2 separate regions of the Homo sapiens genome follow, and region 1 is linked to region 2. A link is an interaction called in ENCODE POLR2A ChIA-PET data of the cell type or tissue named here. Cell type or tissue: Panc1. All regions are shown on one strand. Region 1 has its middle 5.3 kb from the start of TRMT2B. Region 2 overlaps CENPI (centromere protein I).

The links. Peaks named below come from ENCODE experiments on the same cell type or tissue, not always from the same donor. Only the 100,000 strongest peaks of a DNase experiment are listed, where the experiment ranks them.
Region 1: POLR2A ChIA-PET joins it to region 2 with 6 read pairs; 4 of 35 experiments call an interaction of 5 or more read pairs at or near these places.

The regions. Positions count from the first base shown.
Region 1 is chrX:101,055,384-101,059,383 of GRCh38, forward strand. No RefSeq gene overlaps it. Among named protein-coding and RNA genes, the nearest start is that of TRMT2B, 5.3 kb to the left of the region's middle. In Panc1, no CTCF peak of the experiment used is centred here; a DNase peak (open chromatin) is centred at 1,918.
Region 2 is chrX:101,117,455-101,121,454 of GRCh38, forward strand. It overlaps CENPI (centromere protein I), which reads left to right. Exons shown (of 22, transcript NM_001386188.2): 7 at 2,948-2,996; 8 at 3,284-3,330. Among named protein-coding and RNA genes, the nearest start is that of CENPI, 21 kb to the left of the region's middle. In Panc1, no CTCF peak of the experiment used is centred here; no DNase peak of the experiment used is centred here.

The DNA of each region.
Region 1 (4,000 bases), 62 kb before region 2:
CATTTCCTCCCTCACCCCCACCTATTTTGAGCATCCAGGCAAATTCATTTAAAGCAGGCCTGTCATTCAAGGAGGAAAACCCTGAGGGGTAGAGAGAGAAAAGAGATTAAAGCAGCTATAATGTAATTATTTAGCCATTAACCCCTTTATATTTATTTAATCTGGTAAAGCATATTCTACTATAAAAGCGAAATCATTACATTTGTAAGAGGGGAAAGAAATACCCCGTATTATAGGAAAGGTTAGACCCTTCAACCAGAAAGTCAGTAAGTGGATATGTCATAGATGATAAGGAATATTGTTAACTCAAATAAGAGCTGGAACCAAGATAACCTTTTACTTAATTTTGTTATTAGCAAACCAAATCACAACAAAGTGAAATCCCTAGGAATTTGTCAAACATTCTCATTTTGGTGCAAGGAAAAGATAGCTGAGAGGCTACAGCATTCGCTCTCAGAAATAACATATTAAAATTTACCAAGCAGGAGCATCGCCATCTTGGACAAGCACCACAATTCTAAAGTTCTCCTTGATCAAAAACCACCTAAGGCCGGGTAAGGAGGCTCATGCCTGTAATCCCAGCACTTTGGGAGGCTGAGGCGGGCAGTATCACCTGAGGTCAGGAGTTCAAGACCAGCCTGGCCAACATGGTGAAACCCCGTCTCTACTAAAAATACAAAAAGTAGCTGGGCGTGGTGGTGCATGCCTGTAATCCCCGCTATTCAGGAGCTGAAACAGGAGAATTGCTTTTTTTTCTTCTTTTTTTCTTTTCTTTTCCTTTTTTTTTTTTTTTTTTTTTTTTTTTGAGATGGAGTTTCACTCTTGTTGCCCAGGCTGGAGTGCAATGGTGTGAATTCAGCTCACTGCAACCTCCGCCTCCTGGGTTCAAGCAATTCTCCTGCTTCATCCTCCCAAGTAGCTGGGATTACAGGGACCTGCCACCACACCTGGCTAATTTTTTGTATTTTTAGTAGAGACAGGGTTTTGCCATGCTGGCCAGGCTGGTCTTGAACTTCTGACCTCAGGCGATCCACTCACCTCGGCCTCCCAAAGTGCTAGGATCACAGGCATGATCCACCGCACCTGGCCAAGAATTGCTTGAACGCAGGAGGCAGAGGTTGCAGTAGGCTGAGATCGCGTCATTGCACTCCTGCCTGGGCAACAATAACGAAAGTCCCTCTCAAAACAAAAACAAAAACAAACAAACAAACAAAAAAACACCTAAATCCAAAGGGCATCAGCCTAATGGCTAAGGTCAACATGACCATAAACCGTAAATGACATCTCCAACCAGAAACATTCCAACCATAAGATAAACCCCTCCCCAACCAGAGACATGCCAGCCCCAAGTAACCTCCCCTCCAACCAGAGACATTCCAACCCTGCAATAAACTTCTCCCCACCACAGTAACATTCCAAGCCTGTAATAAGCTCCCTCACCCTAAAACCAATAAATACTCTTAGTCTGTAAGAGAGAGCACTCCTGACCAAAATCGGCCAGAAGACCCTCTCCGGTTGATTATCCAAAATAAACCTGTCTTTGTCTGTTGAGCCACTTTTCATGTTTCTTTCCTCTTTCTTTAACTCTTACAAAAATTAGTTGGCATTTAGGGCTGGTTTGGTTCCATTAAACAAGTTCTTTGGTGCACCTAGGACTGTGCTATATGCTATGAGGGATAGATTCACAGACCACACCCTCAAAGATTGTATGACCTGATAGGAAGATAATACTCAGTGTGAGAATACACAACTATTGGGGCTTTGGTAAGTCTCAGAAAACAGCCACCATCTTGGTACCAAAGGAAGGAAAAGAATGTGATAATTGAGTTGAATGCATAGGATATGAATAATCTGAGAGGAACTGGGACTGCAGCATGAAAAGAGGAAATGAGTAATAATTGTACAAGGCCCATGAGGAGGCAGACCTGGCTAGATAAGAGTTTGGTGCTTAAGCCATTGGCCATTGGCTGATCAGATAGACAGGTCAGGGAAAATAACAAAGGGTCTGGAGGGCTGGGATGAGGAGTTTGAGCTAGTTCCTGTAACAATAGGAAGCTAATGAAGAGTTTTTGGGTTTTTTTTTTTTCATAAGATGTTTCTGCAAGATAACTCTAGGAGCTGTATATAGATGGATTTTAGGATGTAGTGATGCAATCACCTGACCGGTTCTTCCTGCTCACTGCACAGACAAAATCAATTCACTGAGACCACAGCATTGCAGTAAAGAAAGAGTTTAGGCCAGGCACGGCAGCTCATGCCTGTAATCCCAGCACTTTGGGAGGCTGAGGTGGGCGGATCACCTGAGGTCAGGAGTTCAAGACCAGACTGGCTAACATGGGGAAACCCCATCTCTACTAAAAATACAAAAATTAGCTGGGTATAGTGGTGGGTGCCTGTAATCCCAGCTGCTTGGGAGGCTGAGGCAAGAGAATCACTTGAATCCAGGAGGCGGAGGTTGCAGTGAGCCAAGATCACGCCACTGCACTCCAGCCTGGGTGACAGAGAAAAACTCCATCTCAAAAAAAAAAAAAAAAAGAGTTTAATTGATGAGAGCTCGGCCACAACATGTAGGAGATGGAGTTATTACTCACATCAATCTCCCTGAAAATTTGGAGGCTAGAATTTTTCAAAGATAGTTTGGTAGGCAGTTATAGTTATATGCATACACAGCTCTACACCTTTCATCACCTCCTCTTCCCCTTTGGTTGGGGATGCAATCATAGGGGTATGGAAAATGGCCCTCTTGGACTGAGTCTGCTCCTGGGTCGGGACCACAGTAGGTGTGGGGTGGGACAATTCAGTAAGTGTGGGGTGGGACTCAGAATCCATATGTGTTACAATCATCCAAGCTGATTATGTTGCAGATGTCCCTGACCATATTTTGAGAAAATTTTGCAGTATGCAGTATAGCTTGCCTTAGCACAGAAACTTATGACCTCCCATCTGAATGTATGCAACAGTCTCCCTCAGCTTCCAGGTCACTGAAACTGCCTTTGCAAAATGATGACATTAAGAGAAATCTGACATGGTTGACTCCATCTTGCCTTCAACTTTCAAGCTGTCCTTGGCCATTCATGGGCATGGGCCACGCTAACTTTGAGAGAAAATTAGTTTATAGTTTAAATGATAACAGCCTTTCCCAAAAACTAAACCACCCTTGTAAAACTAATGAAAGGCCACCAACCAGGTTAGGAGGATGAGAGGGGCCTGCATTATACTAAGATGTAGGCATAGTTAAATGATTTCCAGCCATTATTCCAGAGGTCACAAAATATGCAACTATTCCAATTACTCCTGCAGATAACATGACTATTGTAGAACCTCAGATTGGCCTTTTGAGATGTCTCCAGGTCTTTTGGATGTCTGACACCCATGGCTCCACCTGTACCCACCAACCACTCCTGTGGTCCCACCCAGAAGTGACTCAGTGCAAGAGGAGAGCTTCCAATCCCTATGATTTCATTTTCAAACCAAGCAATCAGCACCCATTGCCTAGCCACCCCCACACCTTCCCCCAAACTACCTTTGAAAAACCCCTAACCTTTGATACTTTGATACTTTGAGGAGATGGTTTGGCTGGCCTTGTGTCAATTAAACTCTTTCTCTACTGCAATGTCGTGGTCTGTTTTGTTTGTGCAGTGGGCAGGAAGAACCCATAGGGCAGTTATAGGGTTCAGGAATATCTAGGGTTGTAACAAGCATACCAGGTGATGCCCATTAAAATCTGAGCTCCGACTACCACACACCAACTGAAATCTCAGATGAATTAGTTGGAGATCAAAAAAATCAAACCATAGGCCAGGTGCAGTGGCTCACGCCTGTAATCCCAGCACCTTGGGAGGCCGAGGCAGGCAGATCACCTGAGGTCAGGAGTTCAAGACCAGCCTGGCCAACATGGTGAAACCCTGTCTCTAATAAAAAAAGAAAAAAAAAATTAGACGGGCATGGTTGCAGGTGCCTGTAATCCCAGCTATTCAGGAGGTTGAGGCACGAGAATCGC
Region 2 (4,000 bases):
AAAGTGTTGGGATTACAGGCATGAGCCACCGCGCCTGGCCAAACTGCAGACGTTTTTTGAGCTGGCTTCTGGTTACAAATTCTTGGGAAAGGTTTTATTTTCCTTTCACCCATTTCCAAGGTCAGGACAAGCAAGTTTTCTTGCTGTCCTGTTCAACACAGTGGAGTTTTAATTTCACAACCATACACTTAGTGTGTAGCTCTTGGGGATTCCAGTTTTTTATTATAATAGATCCTCTGCATAATCTACACATTGGGTGGGTCCTAAGCTTTATCCCCTGCCTAACCTATCCCTGCCTCCCTTTGTAGCTATTAAAGTCGTAAGTTCAAAGTTTCTAAGGTTTGGCAAAAAATCTTGGTGAGAAAGCTTGTTCAATATTTAGTGTTTCTACTTTCACTTTGTTTTTGGGAACTGCAGATTCTTGCTTTCATGCCAGCTCTGAAACATGCTTCAACAGCTGGATATGATGTCAAAAACATTGCTGAGCTGGCAGGAAAGCGGTCAGGGTCATTCAGAGTATCTAATACACAATATTTCTATAGATGGTTATCAGGTCATTGGAATTGAGGTCAGTAAACTGTAAGACCACGGTGATTTGTTGATATGGACATTAAAGTCATCTGGCATGATATTGGGATTAGAGTTAGAGCTGAAAACTGAGTGAGATGCCCAAATCCTCACGGAATTTTGGGGAAGGTACTAGGTTAGTAGTGAGCTGACAGGGTATAGGTAAGGTAGAGGTAGTAAAGTTGGGTGAACTAAGTCTCAGAGGAGGTCTTTTTCTATACAACGGTGAAAGAGTGGTAACCTTGGAAGTGTCGATAGAAAGTAAGGATGCAGGATGCTCATCCCTGTTCCATGTCCTGTGGTGCACAGGTGTGGTTGAATGACAAGTGGTATGTCATTGTCTCTCTCTTACCTTTGACATCTCTCTTAACCTCATATTGTTTCTGTTCATAAACTGACCAAATTGCAATACAAATGAATTCTGTGTTTAAACATACTTTGTAAAGAATAGGAAATAAGAAGAGACGCTTTCTGCTTTCTTCTAACAGCTCAATAGACTGAGTTCTTCCAGTCAGGGACTGAGCCTTTTATAACCCAAGTACTTATTAAAGTTCTTGCCATTGAAATGGCAAAAACTGCAATTACTTTTGCACCAACCTAAATATTTGCCAGAAAGGCAATTGTAAAATGATTAAAATATATGAGTTTTTCCTTTCTAGATGTGATTAAAAGAGAATGTCAGATTTCCTATAATAATGGAGTCTAGGGCAAGTGATTGTGTAACACTCATTTCATATTCAACATGATAGTATTGCTAGTAGTTCATATCCTTAAGCATATGACATAACACATTTTTTATACTGAAAATTGCTATTCTCTGTGTAGTATATGGCAGATGTGGTCATAACATGTATTCTTTCTTTTAAAAAAAGATTCCGGCCAGGTGTGGTGGCGCACACCTGTAATCCCAGCACTTTGGGAGGCCAAGGTGGTCAGATCACCTGAGGTCAGGAGTTCGAGACCACCCTGAACAACATGGAGAAACCCTGTCTCTACTAAAAGTACAAAATTAGCCGGGTGTGGTGGTGCATGCCTGTAATCTCAGCTACTTGGGAGGCTGAGGTAGGAGAATCGCTTGAACCCGGGAGGCGGAGGTTGCAGTGAGCCGAGATCATGCCATTGTGCTCCAGCCTGGGCAACAAGAGTGAAACTCCGTCTCAAAAAATAAAATAAAAATTCCATATCTAAATTCATGCTTCTTAAAAGTATGTTTAGATTCTTTCTCAAACCATTTCTAAGTACAGAAGAGGCAGTATGGAATATGCTGTAGTTTAGACTTTAAAGTTTAGAGTCATGACTACAAAAATACAAATTTGTTTAAAGAAAGTCTTTGCTCTTGTTGCTTTCTCTAGTACTATTAAATATTTTTTCACTTTCCTATTATTTAGAGAAGGTATTGGCAAACTTTTTCTTAAAGGGATAGGTAGTAAATATTCTGAGCATGAAGGCCATATTGTCTCTGTCACAACTATTCAACTCTGCTGGTGTGGTGTGCAAGCAGCTGTAGACAATAAATAAATGAATGATGTGGCTGTGTCCCAATAAAACTTTATTTACAAAAACAGGTAGACCATAGTTTCCTGACCCCTGATCTAGAGTAAGACCTCAACAGATGGACACTGAAAATGAAATGGTAGAAGGGAATCAGTCATACAATAATTTAATTAGCAAATTGAGTGCATACTGTTTGCCAAACTGAAGACTAAGCTGTTAACTAAATTCTTGTATATATACTGACTGGAATATGAAGCATCATTGAAAATGATAATTTTGAAGACTAAACAACATGGGAAAATGGTTTTAAATAGGAAATCAGGATAAAAGTTTCAAGTTTATGTCTTAATAAGTATGGGCCAGGTGCAGTGGCTCATGCCTGTAATCCTAGTACTTTAGGAGGCTGAGTCAGGAGGATCACTTGAGGCCAGGAGTTAGAGACCAGCCTGGGCAACATAGTGAGACCTTGTCTCCACCAACTAACAATACACATACATAAAAATATTGAAAGGAATAACAAAAATTCATGCATTCCTTTCAATATTTGTATGAATTTAGTAACTAAATACATACATGCAAATATTGAAAGGAATACATTAATTTTTGTTAGGTAGGAGGATGATAGGTAATTCTGTTTTTCAAATTGTCTGCAATACCTTTACATTCCAAAAATAACTAAAAAATGACCTAATGAAATGCTGATTAAAACTATTGTTTTTTTATCACTATACAGTAGGAAAAAGAGACTCTTTGTAAAACTATTGTTCAGTGAAGTCCTGAAGGTTTTTTACTTAATCAGCGTAAGATTGACATTTGAGGAAAATGTGTTGCCCCTCTGTTCAAGACATATTATCATTTCTCTTAATATTTTTTTATGTTTTAACAGTGCCCTTATGTTTGCCATTTGTTATATTTACTTACCAAAAAAGAGAATGGTGAGTATTTTCATTACAGTTGTATTATACTTTGTAGAATTAGCATTTGTATTGGCCTTTATAAAGTTAAAATAACTATTAGCATTAGTTATATGACAGAAGTCATTTTGTGGAAATTGCTTTTTAGTACTTTAAGAGCATCTGCTTAATGGCTTAACTGAACAGGTATTTATTTCCTTGATATGTTACAAGAAGAAACTGTATGAATTGCATGGTGGTTAAATATAACCAATTTCTTTTTATTCTGAATCCAAATGCATAGTACGTCTTTCCTTTATGTTTTCTAGTCAAACCATTTCGTGTGAGAAAACTGCTTGATCTTCAGGCCAAAATGGTGAGTACTGAAAAGACCTAAGACCTGCCAATGTACTATGTGCCAGGTACTGAGCCAGGCATTGGGAATACAAAATCAAATAACTCTTGATCTTTTTTTTTTTTTTTTTGAGACAGGGTCTCACTCTGTTGCCCAGACTGGAGTGCAGTGGCATGATCTTGGCTCACTGCAACCTCCGCCTCCCAGGTTCAAGCGATTCTCCTGCCTTACCCTCCCGAGTAGCTGGGATTATAGGCACGCGTCACCACACCCGGCTAACTTTTGTGTTTTTTGGTAGAGACAGGGTTTCACCATGTTGGCCAGGCTGGTCTGGAACTCCTGGCCTCGGTGATCCACCCGCCTCGGCCTCCCAAGGTTCTGGGATTACAGGCGTAAGCCACCGCGCCTGGCCTATCACTCATTATCTTTAAGGAACTTATTTTCTGGGGAGCTCAGTGAACAAAATGAAAAATCAGAATCAGACTTGGGGTCAAGGAGAAGTGGTGATGCTTGAGAGAATTATTTATTTTATTTTTATTTTATAGATGGAGTTTCACTCTTTTCGCCCAGGCTGGAGTGCAGTGGGGTGTAATCTCAGCTCACTGCAACCTCCGCCTCCTGGGTTCAAGCAATTCTCCTGCCTAAGCCTCCTGAGTAACTGGGATTACAGGCGCCCACCACCATGCCTGGC